4 separate regions of the Homo sapiens genome follow, and all the other regions are linked to region 1. A link is a contact called in ENCODE Hi-C or POLR2A ChIA-PET data. All regions are on one chromosome and are shown on one strand. The core of a region is the stretch at or near the end of the contact, and the rest is flanking DNA. Distances in the headings are between cores, read along the strand shown.

Region 1 (3,221 bases), core at 418-2,917:
ACTGTGAGGCCCTTTCCACAAGTGCTTCAGTGACATTGGCAACACAACGACTCATAGACGCCTGACTGATTCCAATGGCATCTCCCATCCGAGTCTGGAAGGAACCTGAGGTATAAAAACCCAATGCTGCAAGGACCTGTGTCTCTGGGCTAATAGCCCTGGATCGCTGAGTAGGCCTAGAAAGATTCGCCCCCAAGAGCTCCACCAAGTAATAAATGAACTGCCGTGGAAACCCATACATGGACATCAAGTATTCATCAGTCACATCATCCAGCTTAAAACGGTCCAATGTCCGGTGACCACGGCCATATAGCAAGAGGTCACAGTCAAGCACTGTTATTGGTATAGCCATGGTAAATGTGAATGTTGGCTCTCCTCTTTGCTTTTTCTGAACTGTTCCCAATGAAGATGTTGGTGCAAGAACGTATTTTTAAGAAAGTATCAGAATCCAACAGCTAACCACAGTTAAATGGCTCTGCCATTTATAATCTTCTCTCTGTAAATGTTAAAAGAAAAAACATTAGGAACCTACCAAAGACTTTAAAGTGACTCAAAGGCTGGAGCAGCTCCTTTTCTACAAATTTCCATTTTGTTGAGGCAAAACGTACTGTACTTACAACTCCGGATTTTTCTCCACTAACTCATGGCTGCACGACAGGCTTGCTCTGATTCAAGGATAATGGGAATTCAATCTTTGTGGCTCATTTAATGCTTGGCATTTCAATTGAGAACACCAAAAGAATAATGGAGGTGATGACATAATTATTCACAAGGTAAAAGAGGTCGGCTTCTAACTATATAGGCCAAGAAGCAGCTGACATATGTCATAACCACCTTGGGTAAGAATTGGTCACGGGTTTCATTATCCAAAGACTTCTGGTTTCACCTGACAAATACAGGACAGATGCTGGGGTGTTCAAACCAGTCTAACAAGAAAAGAAGGGGCAAAAAAAAAAAAAAAAAAAAAAAAAAAAAAACAACCAAAGTCCACAACCCAGCCTTATGGACGTACACTGTGTGCTGTAACAAAAGGCTTTTCCCTCACTCCAAGAACTCCAAATCGTGAACCTGAGGGCCAGGAAGTACGGAAGACCAGACACATTGGAAGTCGGGAGCGAAAAAGAGGCTGGCCGAACCAGGTTTGGGAAGCGACTCTGCCACTTTTAAAGGGCACCCTAAAAACGGATGTCAAAGTCTGATTGCGCCGGCCACTCAGTTAGCCCAGGCCCGTCACCCACCTCTCCGCGGCTGCCAGGTTACCAGCCACACTTCCCACCCACCCAGCCGGGTTGGGCCCTCCTCCGGAACCGGCGACTGCACAGAGGCCGCCACGGCGCGCAACAGCGGCACCGCCCCTTCCGCGTCAGCGCCCGCCCCGCGCCGCGCCCTCACTGCCGCTGCCGCGGCTACCTGCGGTTCATCTCCGCACATTCCACACGCGGCCCAAACGGTCTCTCTCTCTCTCTCTCAAACACCGCCTTTCCGTCTTTGTTTTATCTTGAGTAGCTTAGAAAGATTGGAGAAGAAAGCTTACGTGGAATGAAAATCAACTTTTATGGATATTTTGAGGACTAAAAGAATAAATAGGGCGTCCGTACTGTAGCGAAAGTGCGACTAAGGTTAGGCATCTGGATTTCCCCCGTAGCCCTCTTTCACCCCCCCCCCCCGGCCATTACCGAAGCGGATGAAAACAAACACTAACGATGGCGGCGCCGGGAAGCGACCGGCTGCTGGGCTTAAGGCGGGAGTGACCGCTTAACCAGTGAGGGAAGCACTGAAGAGCGCCAGTCGACGTGGGTGCGACAACTCGCGGAGTCTTAGGAGCAAAACGTCTGGGGCCTGCGAGCCAGGACCCTTCTGAAGCCTTAGGTGTCTATCGGCGACGTGTACGGTCACTGCAGCTCCGGAGCGCGGAACCCTCAGCCAGGAGGCGCGGCTGGTCGGTCCCAGGTCCCGGCCTCCGTAATGAGAGCCCGGAACCACTCTTTGTGCCGCAGCTTCGCAGGTACTAACTTTTGCGGGGGATACCCCAAGATCTCTCAGCGCCCCCGGGTGGGAGGCTGTGGATCTGCGGCCCCTTGGCTGCTGCTTCGTGGAAGTAGAAGGGATTAGCCACGGTTCAATCCCCTGGGCCCCTGAGTTTTCTGTGGGAAGTTGAGTTGGTCTAGGCCCCGTTGGCCCCTGCTTGTTTGGCAGAGAATCCCCTCCACCCCAGAGCTTTCCTCTCCACTTTTTCAGCTCCTTGGGTTAGGTCGTCAGGCGTTTTGGAGGTAATTTGGGGGGCCATAACTCCGGGGTTGGGTGCCAATATGAGTGAGGTAGGTTTTCATTCAATCAAGATTTGCTGAGTGCCAAATATGTACTCCGCGTGTAGGTGAGGGTGACTGTTGACTAGTGAAAAAAGGGACCCATGGTTCACGACTGTCTTCTTACTGGCAGTGGAACGACCTGTGGAAACCTGTGATCCATTCTCATTAAATAAATCTCTGGGTAAGTGGCTAAGCACCTTCTTGAGCTCATCACTAATTCTTCCCAGTTTTCACTTTTCCAGTGAGTTCCCAGTTAGCCTGGTCAATTCAGCGTAGCATTTCACTTTTGGTATTTCTTCGTTCTCTGGCCACCCCGCAGCCAAAAAGAAAAAAGAGATTTTAAAAAATTACCTATTTTCTCATTACACTTAGTTTAAAACTCATCTCCTAAGGTGATAGAATTTATTGGACACCTTTAGTGGGAGATGTATTATAATAAGAAACAACAAGCTCTTCCTTTACACTAAATTAGCTTCCAGATTTTGTGTGTTGTTTTATGACTGTTAGTCCTTTTCATGTGTGCATGTAGTGGCTCCAGCTCAATTATGAGGTTTTTTTTTTGTTGTTTTCAACTCTCCATTTATCAGCTCAGGAGAAGTCTTTTAGTTTTTTAGATTTTAAAATTTTTATTATTATTATTAGAGATAAGGTATTGCTGTGTTACCCAAGCTGGAGTACAGTGGCGCCTTCATAGCTAACTTTAATCTCAAACTCCTGGGCTCAGGGAATCCTCCCACCTCAGCCTTCTAAAGTGTTGGAGTTACATGCATAAGCCACAGAGTCCGGCCCAGGAGCTTAATCTCGAAGGAAGTTTACTTGAACTTTAGGTGTGGAATATTCGAAAGTAACTTCCAACATGGGGTGTGGAGCTAAGTAAGATGAATTTACATAAACCGTCATTTTTCCTGCATG
Region 2 (3,436 bases), core at 620-3,119, 300 kb before region 1:
AATGCAGGCTGGGCACGGTGGCTCACGCTTGTAATCTCAGCACTTTGGGAGGATGAGGGGGGTGGATCATTTGAGGTTAGGAGTTCGAGACCAGACTGACCAACATGGTGAAACCCCATCTCTACTAAAAATAGAAAATTAGCTGGGCGTGGTGGTGGGCGCCTGTAATCCCAGCTACTCGGGAGGCTGAGGGAGAAGAATCACTTGAATCCGAGAGGCGGCAGTTGCAGTGAGCTGACACTGTGCCACTGCACTCCAGCCTGGGCCAGACTCTGTCTCAAAAAAAAAAATGCAGAATTTCAGAACTCTCTCCAGACTTACTGAGCTAAAAACTGCACATTCACAAGGTCCTTGGGTGATTCACATGTACTATGAAGTTTGAGAAACAGGAGTATAGAGACAGCAGGACAGTGCCTGGCAGGTAGCAGCCACGTCAAGTCACAGCTCTGGGTTCTTACGCTGCTCTGCCATTTTTGTGACTCTGGAGAAATCGTTAAATATCTCTGGGCCCCTGTTTCTTCGTCTAAATGGGGATGATAGAAACATTATCTCATAGGGCCAGGCACAGTGGCTTACGCCTGTAATCCCAGCATTTTGGGAGGCGGAGGCGGGCAAATCACTTGAGGCCAAGAGTTCGAGACCAGCCTGGCCAACATGGTGAAACCCCCATCTCTACTAAAAATACAAAAATTAGCCGGATGTGGTGGTGCATGCCTGTAATCCCAGCTACTCAGGAGGTTGAGGGAAAAGAATCACTGGAACCCGGGAGGCAGAGGTTACAGTGAGCTGAGATGGTGCCACCGTACTCCAGCCTGGGTGGCAGAGTGAGACTCTGTCTCAAAAAAAAAAAAAAAGAAAGAAAAGAAACATTATCTCATAGGATGGATGTGAGGGTATTAATAAGATCCTGCGAATAAAGGATCCAGCCTGATGCTTGGCATTTAGAAATGTGCAATTCATGTTAGCTTTTATTCTTCTTTCATTATTTTTATTTATTTATTTTCTTGAGATAGGGTCTCACTCTGTTGCCCATGCTGGAGCGTAGTGGGGTGATCATAGCTCACTGCAGCCTCAAACTCCTGATTCTCCCCCCTCAACCTCCTAAGTAGCTAGGACCACAGGCGCACACCACCACCCCTGGCTAATTTTAAGTATTTTGTAGAGACGTGGTCTTGCTGTGTTGCCCAGGCTGGTCTCCAGCTCCTGGACTCAAGCATACCTCCTGCTTTGGCTCCCAAAGTGCTGGGATTATAGGTGTGATCCACTGCACCTGGCCTTCTTTCATTATTTTTACTTTTTTATTTTTATTTACTTTTTTTTTTTTTTTGAGACACAGTCTTGCTCTGTCGCCCAGGCTGGAGTGCAGTGGCACAATCTCGGCTCACTGCAACCTCCGCCTCTTGGGTTCAAGCAATTCTCATGCCTCAGCCTCCCAAATAGCTGGGATTACAGACGTGTACCACCACACCCGGCTAATTTTTGTATTTTTAGTAGAGACAGGGTTTCACTATGTTGGCCAGGCTGGTCTTGAACTCTTGACTTCATGTAATCCTCCTGCCTCAGCCTCCCACAAGTGCTGAAATTACAGGCGTGAGCCACCACACCCCACCATTATTTTCATTCCAAATTCCTGATAGTGCCCAGCCATGAGCCTGTGGTAGGTCTTTAATAATTATTTGCTGGGATTAATTACAATAACCTAGACAACAGCCTTGGTATGCAGCAGGTGCTCAACACAAGACTTTTTCCTTCTTTCCTTCCTTCTCCCCCAGCTTCTCCAGCGGGATCCAGCCACTCCTCTGTTCCCTGATTGGCCTGGAGAATCCCACCTGACCCCCCACCCCACCCCTCTGTCTCTGGCTGGGGTTCCTTTCTGGCCCAAAGTAGGTCCAAGCCCTTGTAGTTATTTCGCCACCTGCTGTACATTGTGGGAACTGCAACCCCTACGTGCCCGTTTGGGTGGAGAGAGATTAAACATTTGCCCACCAAGCCTGTGCTGAACGCATTCTGTATGCACCCAGAAGATTCCACGCTGAGTGGGACCCGGTCCTCACCCTCAGGGAGGCCACAGTTAATAAAGGAGACTGATGTGGAGATATATAAATAAACGAAGTGCCGTGATAAAAGCAAACACAGCAATAAAGCAAAAATGGCTGGGCACGGTGGCCCATGCCTGTAATCCCAACACTTTGGGAGGCCGAAGCGGGTGGATCACCTGAGGTCAGGAGTTCCAGACAAGCCTGGCAAAACCCCGTCTCTACTAAAAATACAAAAATTAGCCGGCATGGTGGCGCACGCCTGTAGTCTCAGCTAGTCAGGAGGCTAAGGCAGGAGAATCACTTGAACCTCGGAGGCGGAGGTTGCAGTGAGTCGCAAACGCACCACTGCACTCCAGCCTGGGTGAAAGAGCGAGACTCTGTCTCAAAACAAAACAAAACAAAAAACCTAACAAAAACAATAGCTACCATTTACTAGACACTCACTACATACCAGGCACTGTGCCAAACAGCTCCTTCTTATCAGCTCAGGGTGCTGGGGGTGCCAGGGAGGGAAGGTCAGTGAAACTGTGGCAGGTGTCGGTTAAGCAAAAGAAGGCTGGCATCTGTGCAGCTGGGGGCAGGCCTTCCCTCCTCCAACCCCCTTGGCCAGGAGCATCACAGGGCAGGCCTGAGCTTCCACAAGGTGACCCAGCCAGTCACCATGAGGCAGGCCCCAGGCGCCAGGCCACTCTGCAGAGGAGCCACGCAGGAGGTGACCTTTCCTATCTTGACTGAAACGGGCACCTGGCGTGGAGGCCAAGTCTGGAGCCAGCCCCCTAGGAGAGCTCCAGGAGGCAGAGATGCCTGCGGGGTCAAAGCCTGCCAGCTGACTGCTGTGCCCTCCTCAGGACCCTGCTCCAGCAGCTGCAGAAACTCCAGACTCTGGTCACCAACAAGATCTCCAGACCTTACAAGATGGCCGCCACCCAGACTGGGACCTGCCTCATGGTAGGTGTGGCTCCCTCCACCACAGACCCACAGGAGGAGAGTTCTTCCCAAGGCTGGCTTTTTCCAGGGTTGGGCAGAGCTTTAAGGATCGGTAACATCGTGGGCAGCGTCCCAGGGTACACCATCCTGGCGCCTGGTGGGCTGGTTCTAGCAGACTCCAGACTCCTTCTCCAAGCCCATGGTGCCTTCTGCCTCACACCGGTCCCCGACTGGTTAACACAGTGTAGATGTGTAGGTGACTCCAGTGGCCCCAGCTAGGGGACAGCTGGGCAGGTTCCTTGAGGAGGCGGCTTCCACAGGCCTTGTGCAGGGAAGGGCTTGGGGAGACTCAGGGAAGAACGGACATGGTTCTTTCTGGAACAGATGGCAGTGAAAAGGCTGAGGAAACCCCTGGAAACCCGGAAGGCTCCCAGGGCGTGTTTCAGACCTCTTCCAGTCCCTCTTCTATC
Region 3 (3,026 bases), core at 208-2,707, 300 kb after region 1:
TTGGATTTGGGAGGTAAACCAATCTTTAAAACGAGTGCCTAGACATCTCCACGCCCTGCCAGGCAAGTTCGGAAATCTGCACTGACTTTTTCCACACGAGCTGTCCTACGTGAAAGAAAGAACCGGTAAAAGACCAGGCAGGGTCTCCAGACCCCTCCATTCTGAGCCCCAGCTCCCTTCATCGGGGCTGCGAGGCAAATGGGGAGACTCGGAACTCCCGCCACGATGAATAGCGATGGGTGAATAGGGCTGGGGTTCAAAGATCAAAGTTCTTTGATCTCTGGGCACAAACTAGGGAAAGCTGCTCAATCACGGGGTGCACCCAGGGTCGTTAAGAGCCCGCGGAGAAGCAGATTCCATCGGAGCCCTAGTCCCACACAACAGGGGGTACGGGCACCAAGGAGTCCTGCTGCAGCCGTCCAGCTCCCCCGAGGGCTGGGACCCTGCCGCGAGGGCCCGGCGGCTGCCTTCTGGGGTTCAGGGTTACCGGCCCCCTGCCCCCCTACCCCAGCCAGGGCAGATCTGCGGGAGCCTTCCAGCAGTTTCTTCCCTATATTCCTCCTCAGCCCCCTTTCCAACCACCTCCCTTTAGGACGATCCAGGGCTGGAAGCTGACTGGCCGCAGCCAAGAGAGGGACCCCGAAACACCGCCGAGGGGAGATGCTGCCCGCAAACAGTGCCCCAGAGCCCCTTGGTGGGAGCAAGACCTGGAGTCCGGGAATCGTTCTCCGAGTAGAGGAATCCCGGTGCCCAAGTACCAGATTCTACCGGGGCCTCTCTCCGCAACCCGCCCGAGCCCCCAGCCCCAGGAAGGAGGGCTATTTACAATTTATGGGTTTAGCGACCCTCCTCACCCGCCTCCCTTTCTTCGCACGCATTCATTCGCACCAAGGACACAGAGCCCCCGACCTAACCTGAAAGGGAAGCAGCCCCCGCTCTTGAAAGAGCAGCGAGGGAGGGCGAGCGAACGAACGCCCCGGACCTTACCCGCGCCCCGGCCCAGACCCGCGCCCCGGCCCAGACCCGAACCCGCGGAAGCGCCTCCGCTGATGCCCCCGCTCGGACTGCTGGAGCCGGGGCCGCTCCGGGTCCTCTCCCCTGCACGCAGCCCCAGGGCCACGGCTAGGAGCGAGGGCGAGGGGTCTCAGGCCCCGGCCCGCGCCGTCCAGGTCCCGGGAGGCGAGTCCTGCAGCGGCCGGACCCAGGGACAAACTTTCCCGGCGGGCGCCGCTTACCGTGTGCGCAGAGCAGGGCGCCAAGCAGCAGCGCGCCCCACTGCCGCCTCATGGTGCCGCCCGCGCCGCTCGCCCGGGGTCCCGCCGGCTCCCGCCGGACGGCGCGGCGGAGAAGCCCGCGGAGGGTCCCCGAGGGGGAAGCGTCCCGGGTGCACGGCGGCCTGCGCGCCCCGCAAGTCGCCCTCGGGCCGCCGCCGCCTCCAGTGCTGCCAGAGCCGACGCTGCCCCGCCAGGGGACCGGGAGGGGGTGTCCCGGGCCCGACCGCCCCGCCCCCCGCGCCGCAGCCCCGGCCACCGCCACCGCGCCTGGGCCCGCCCCCAGCGCCGGCCCGGCCCCTTCCCGCCCTCGGCCCCGGCTCCCTGGTCCCCCGACCCCACCCGCCGGCGCCTCCTGCGCGGGGCCCCGCTCCTCCTCAGGCCGCCCCCACATTCCTGGCCCGAGAGAGAGCCCCCTCCCTGTCGCTATTACTACTGCTTAAATTTCCCTAACTTAAAAAAAAAAAATTATCCTAGCAGCAAGTCTCGCCCCCGCTCACTCCAGCTCTATGCTTCAGACGAGCACCTGAGCTGACCCAAGTCGCCTGGACGTGACCCTGCCCCCGCCTACCGGCCCCAAGTCCAGACTTTTTTGATGTCTGCGAATACGCAAGGCTTGTGGATGCATAATCCTCTTGGGTCTTTATTGACATCAAACAAGGGACATCAGGGGGCCTGGAGTGCTGTATCTTAACTGGCGTTCTCACTGTCAAAATTCCTTTTCGGAGATTTTCTTCTCCCTGGCCTCCCCCGGTCTAGGCAGCGTTGTTCTAGGGCTAAATAATTCACCGACCCCCCCGCCCCTTTTCATTCACTCATTTCCTGAGATGGTTGTCTGGGTCCTGTTGCTCCAGCTCAGAGGCCCAGATTCGGCCCATACAGACTTAGTTCCTCCTTGCTGTCTTTGTAAATCACTGTTGTTAGCCTCTTCACCTTCTTTGACTTTCTGATCCTGACAAGGAAGGGAGGGGGTCAGGAAAGGAGTCCTCATGGGCAGCTGCACTCCCACAAAGCCCTCAGCCTCCTTCCAGCCCCAGTCTGTAGGTCCTTCCCTCAGATTTAACTTTTGATTTACTGCATAAAATCATAAACTTGTCTCTAGTCTTCCTTCCTTTTGTGGTCTACTCTCCCTAATGCATATTAATAATACGGATTAATTTCACCACCTTCCATTTTTCCAGGTTGAATCTTGTTTTGTTCCTTTTGCCCAAATGCCCAACTTTCTGATGGCCCAGTATATCGCTTTTTTCCCTCCCAGCTGATATGCCAGCATTTCTTGGGCTTGGATCATCTATGGATTTCATTAACTCACTTTCCTCACCAGTAAATAGAGTCAGGAAGACCCAAATGCCCCCTGTTAGCTGAGGGGAAAGTAATTTGGCATAGTGCAAAGTGGTTATTAGATTTCTCTAAATGGATACATTGACATTTCATCCTTGCTTGTTTTTTTCAGTACTTTCACTTCAAATTACCATCTTTTACCAAAGCTAACATGAACCATACTTTGCGACAGCAACAACAACAACATAAAAGATGTAAGGTGTTAACTCCTTGTTAGGCAGTAGTTTTCTATATCGTTTTGCCTGAAATTTTTATCCAGATGCAATGTGGTTGAACTAGCATCACCATGGTAACTATTACTGAAGCATTTTCTGGGTGTGTAGTTCTTCTTGCTGACTGAAGGCGGCAGTAGCGTCAGGTCAGGCTTACATGATCTTGGGGCTAGGCAAGACTGTCAACATTTCTGGCCTCGAT
Region 4 (3,188 bases), core at 279-2,778, 320 kb after region 1:
CAATTAAAAAAAAATCAGATTTGCTGGACTTCACACCAAATACCAAATTAGTAAATTTGCCTCAAGACACTAAGCCCTGCTCCTACTTTGGCTCTGTCCTTTTAACCTCACCACATCCAAACTTAGAGTGACTCACAGGAGCCTAGAATTGAGACACATATACAATTTTAAGGGAAAGCAAGAATTAGGAGGTTTGAGGCTCCTTACTGGAGGACGCTAAGAATAGGCCACTCGGAACACAAAGAGAAGAACCTCCTCTTTCCTTTTCCTCCCAGTGTAGGTGGTCTACTGGTTTCCCAGTCATTCCTTTGATAGCTTGATTTTGTTTTCTTTGTCTCTTTTTCACAAACCTCACCTTGTTGGAGGGGGAGGGCACTAAAAAAGTGAGGACAGAGTGGCTTTTTCTGCTATGTCTGAACTGTGTCTAGTGCTACAGATCTCTGACCTGTTGTCAGGAGTGGAGAGGGGCGAAAAGAAATATTTAGGAACTTGAAAACCAGTGAATATTCTCTTAAAGAAGAAGTGAGCAATTGGGCATATAGGGAAAAAAATCTAACTGGTGTCCTCGTTTCTGCAGCCCCTCTCCCTCAAGAAGAGCAATGTCTTGGTAGGAAAAAGGAAAGACACCTGGGAAAGGTACCAAATAGTAAGGGCTAGGAATAGAAAGAAGAACCAAAGATAAAAAGGAATTGAGCCTGGGCGCGGTGGCTCACGCCTGTAATCCCAGCACTTTGGGAGGCCTGAGGCAGGCGGATCACCTGAGGTCGGCGGATCACCTGAGGTCAAGAGTTTGCAGACCAGCCTCGCCAACATGGTGAAACCCCATCTCTACTAAAAACACAAAAAATTAGCCAGGCGGAGTGGCGGGCGCCTGTAATCCCAGCTACTTGGGAGGCTGAGGCAGGAGAATCGCTTGAACCCGGGAGGCGCTGGTTGCAATGAACCGAGATCACGCTACTGCACTCCAGCCTGGGCGACTGAGTGAGAATTGAGAAGAAATGGCAATTAGTTCAGAGGACTTAATGAGTACCTTTTGTGTGTCCAGCCGTCATAGGCAGAAAAGACACATCTCTGACCTCTAGAAGCATCCAGGGTATATGCATACGTAAGCACTTTGTAGCAATTTAAGATAGTAAATACCAAAGAGATAAAAATAGCTAATGGGATACTAAGTGTTTATGGGGGCCAAAGGGCGGGGGCTATTACTGAGTTAGGATAAACAGTGTATAAAAGCAGGGATAGTTATGAAATTCAGAAACTGCGTATATGGGCGGCTGACAGTAATTCTTCGACACTGGGAAACATAACGGATTCAAAAGAATTCTTCATCTCAGATTCCTCTAAAACCAAGTCTTCAAGAATGGGAGTCCAAAGAAACCTGGACCATCGTGAAGCGACTGCCCCCGGAACTTGAGTGGCCAGCTCCACTTTGCGACACGGAGACTGTTTGTGTGACACCTCCTCCAGCTCCCGTCCCCCTTCCGCCGCGTGGGTGCCATGGCAACGGAGAGAGACGGCAACCTGGGTTCCGGAAGCCGGAGAGCTGGAGCTTTGAAGCCACCCCGGTCAAAGGATGCTGAGTCCGGAGCGCCTAGCCCTACCGGACTACGAGTATCTGGGTAGGAACCCCCTTTAACTTTGGGGAGGGAAAGACGTGCAGACGAATTAGGCCAGGGTCTGGGAGGAGGCGGGGGCGGGGTCTGAGTGGGATCGGGTCCGGGTGGTATGGGGAGGGGCGGAGAGGCGGGGGTTCCAGGGCCTGAGCCTGTAAGGCCGAGCAGGAAGGAAAAAAGCACCTGGGAAGTAAAGAATGTTTGAAGTGTAGGGGCTGGAACTCAGGCAATGTGGATTGTGTTCAAATGGGTCAGGTTGGCGTTGAGGATTTGGGGCCCTGTTGGGGTATTATTGATATGCTGGTAGTGGAGTAAGAATAACCTTGGAACCTCAAGTGCCAAATCAGTCAGCGAACATTTCGAGCTTTTCTTTTTCATTAGGCACTGTGCTAAGCATTTTTCATGCATCATTCTTCATTTGAATTTCTCAACAGCCCTAGGAGGAATTACCGTGTTTTCTTCCAGTTTTGCAGGTGGAGAAACTGGGGCTGAAGAGGTAACTTGCGTTAAGTTAGGCCACACAGCTAGAAAATGGTAGCGCTAGGATCAGAACCGGATTTGCCCACTCCAACAGAACTTGAGATATTGACTTGGCTCTTGAGCTAAGACTGTATATGTAGTACTTTGTTGAGCATCTTTAGTGTATAAGGCATTTAATGAATGAAAAAAGGCACACACACGCATAGATATGTACACACACACACATATGCACACAATACACATTTTATTTTATTTTATTTTTGAGACGGAGTCTAGCTCTGTCGCCCGGGCTGGAGTGCAGTGGCGCGATCTTGGCTCACTGCAAGCTCCGCCTCCCGGGTAGCTGGGACTACAGGCGCCCGCCACCTCGCCCGGCTACTTTTTTGTATACTTAATAGAGACGGGGTTTCACCGTGTTAACCAGGATGGTCTCGATCTCCTGACCTCGTGATCTGCCCGCCTCAGCCTCCAAAAGTGCTTGGATTACAGGCGTGAGCCACCGCGCCCGGCCACAATACACATTTTAAATAATTCATAGACTTTTATTTTTTTAAAGACGTTTTGTTTTGTTTTGTTTTGTTTTTTGAGACAGAGTTTCTCTCCTGTTGCCCAGGCTGGAGTACACTGCAACCTCTGCCTCCCGGATTCAAGCGATTCTCCTGCCTCAGCCTCCCGAGTAGTTGAGATTACAGGCATGCGCCACCACGCCAGGTTAATTTTATATTTTTAGTAGAGACGGGGTTTCACCATGTTGGTCAGGCTGGTCTCAAACTCCTGACCTCAGGTGATCCGCCCACCTCGGCCTCCCAAAGTGTTGGGATTACAGGCGTGAGCCACTGCACATGGCGAGAAGTTTTAAGTTTACAGAAAATTGAGCAGATAGTACGGCGAGTTCCCATATACCTTGGGTCTCCCTCACTCACAGTTTCCGCTATTATTTACATCTTGCATTAGTGTGGTACATTTGTTACAATGGATAAACATATATATTTATAATATATAATAATATATTATATATTATTATTATTATATAGATATATTATTATAGATACATATTATTAACTAAAGTCCATAGTTTACATTAGGGTTCTTTGT

Evidence for each region. Hi-C counts contacts between places; a loop is a spot of excess contacts on that map. ChIA-PET counts read pairs that join two places held with the same protein, here RNA polymerase II (POLR2A). Pooled maps may share reads with other maps.
Region 2: a loop to region 1 is called in a pooled map, with 2.9 times the contacts of the local background. The contact joins the enhancer-like site here to the promoter of ATG13 in region 1. A Hi-C loop is called at or near these places in 1 of 50 pooled maps. POLR2A ChIA-PET finds 5 or more read pairs at or near these places in 4 of 52 experiments (CD8-positive, alpha-beta memory T cell, HCT116, OCI-LY7 and 1 more).
Region 3: a loop to region 1 is called in a pooled map, with 3 times the contacts of the local background. The contact joins the promoter of LRP4 here to the promoter of ATG13 in region 1. A Hi-C loop is called at or near these places in 2 of 50 pooled maps. POLR2A ChIA-PET finds 5 or more read pairs at or near these places in 3 of 52 experiments (WTC11, activated CD4-positive, alpha-beta T cell and activated T-cell).
Region 4: a loop to region 1 is called in a map of CD8-positive, alpha-beta T cell, with 39 times the contacts of the local background. The contact joins the promoter of CSTPP1 here to the promoter of ATG13 in region 1. A Hi-C loop is called at or near these places in 2 of 168 maps with a recorded cell type or tissue (CD8-positive, alpha-beta T cell and naive thymus-derived CD4-positive, alpha-beta T cell) and 9 of 50 pooled maps. POLR2A ChIA-PET finds 5 or more read pairs at or near these places in 4 of 52 experiments (HCT116, activated CD4-positive, alpha-beta T cell and activated T-cell).

Annotation. Positions count from the first base shown.
Region 1 is chr11:46,615,886-46,619,106 of GRCh38, forward strand. It overlaps ATG13 (autophagy related 13), which reads left to right and starts at 1,668. Exons shown (of 19, transcript NM_001346311.2): 1 at 1,668-2,005. HARBI1 (harbinger transposase derived 1) reads right to left here and starts at 1,342. Exons shown (of 3, transcript NM_173811.4): 1 at 1,239-1,342; 2 at 1-496. The coding sequence starts at 352. RefSeq lists an enhancer at 1,475-1,654 and a silencer at 1,634-1,928.
Region 2 is chr11:46,313,399-46,316,834 of GRCh38, forward strand. CREB3L1 (cAMP responsive element binding protein 3 like 1) reads left to right here. Exons shown (of 12, transcript NM_052854.4): 9 at 2,888-2,987. Among named protein-coding and RNA genes, the nearest start is that of DGKZ, 32 kb to the right of the region's middle. Within about 2 kb of position 1,870, at least 5 of the 41 ENCODE cell types and tissues checked have a DNase peak (open chromatin) inside an H3K27ac peak, as active enhancers do.
Region 3 is chr11:46,917,093-46,920,118 of GRCh38, forward strand. LRP4 (LDL receptor related protein 4) reads right to left here and starts at 1,458. Exons shown (of 38, transcript NM_002334.4): 1 at 1,236-1,458. The coding sequence starts at 1,287. RefSeq lists enhancers at 1-519, 1,683-2,187, 2,882-3,026 and silencers at 1,023-1,192, 1,203-1,382, 1,393-1,622.
Region 4 is chr11:46,935,233-46,938,420 of GRCh38, forward strand. It overlaps CSTPP1 (centriolar satellite-associated tubulin polyglutamylase complex regulator 1), which reads left to right and starts at 1,529. Exons shown (of 9, transcript NM_024113.5): 1 at 1,529-1,619. The coding sequence starts at 1,574. RefSeq lists an enhancer at 1,387-1,596.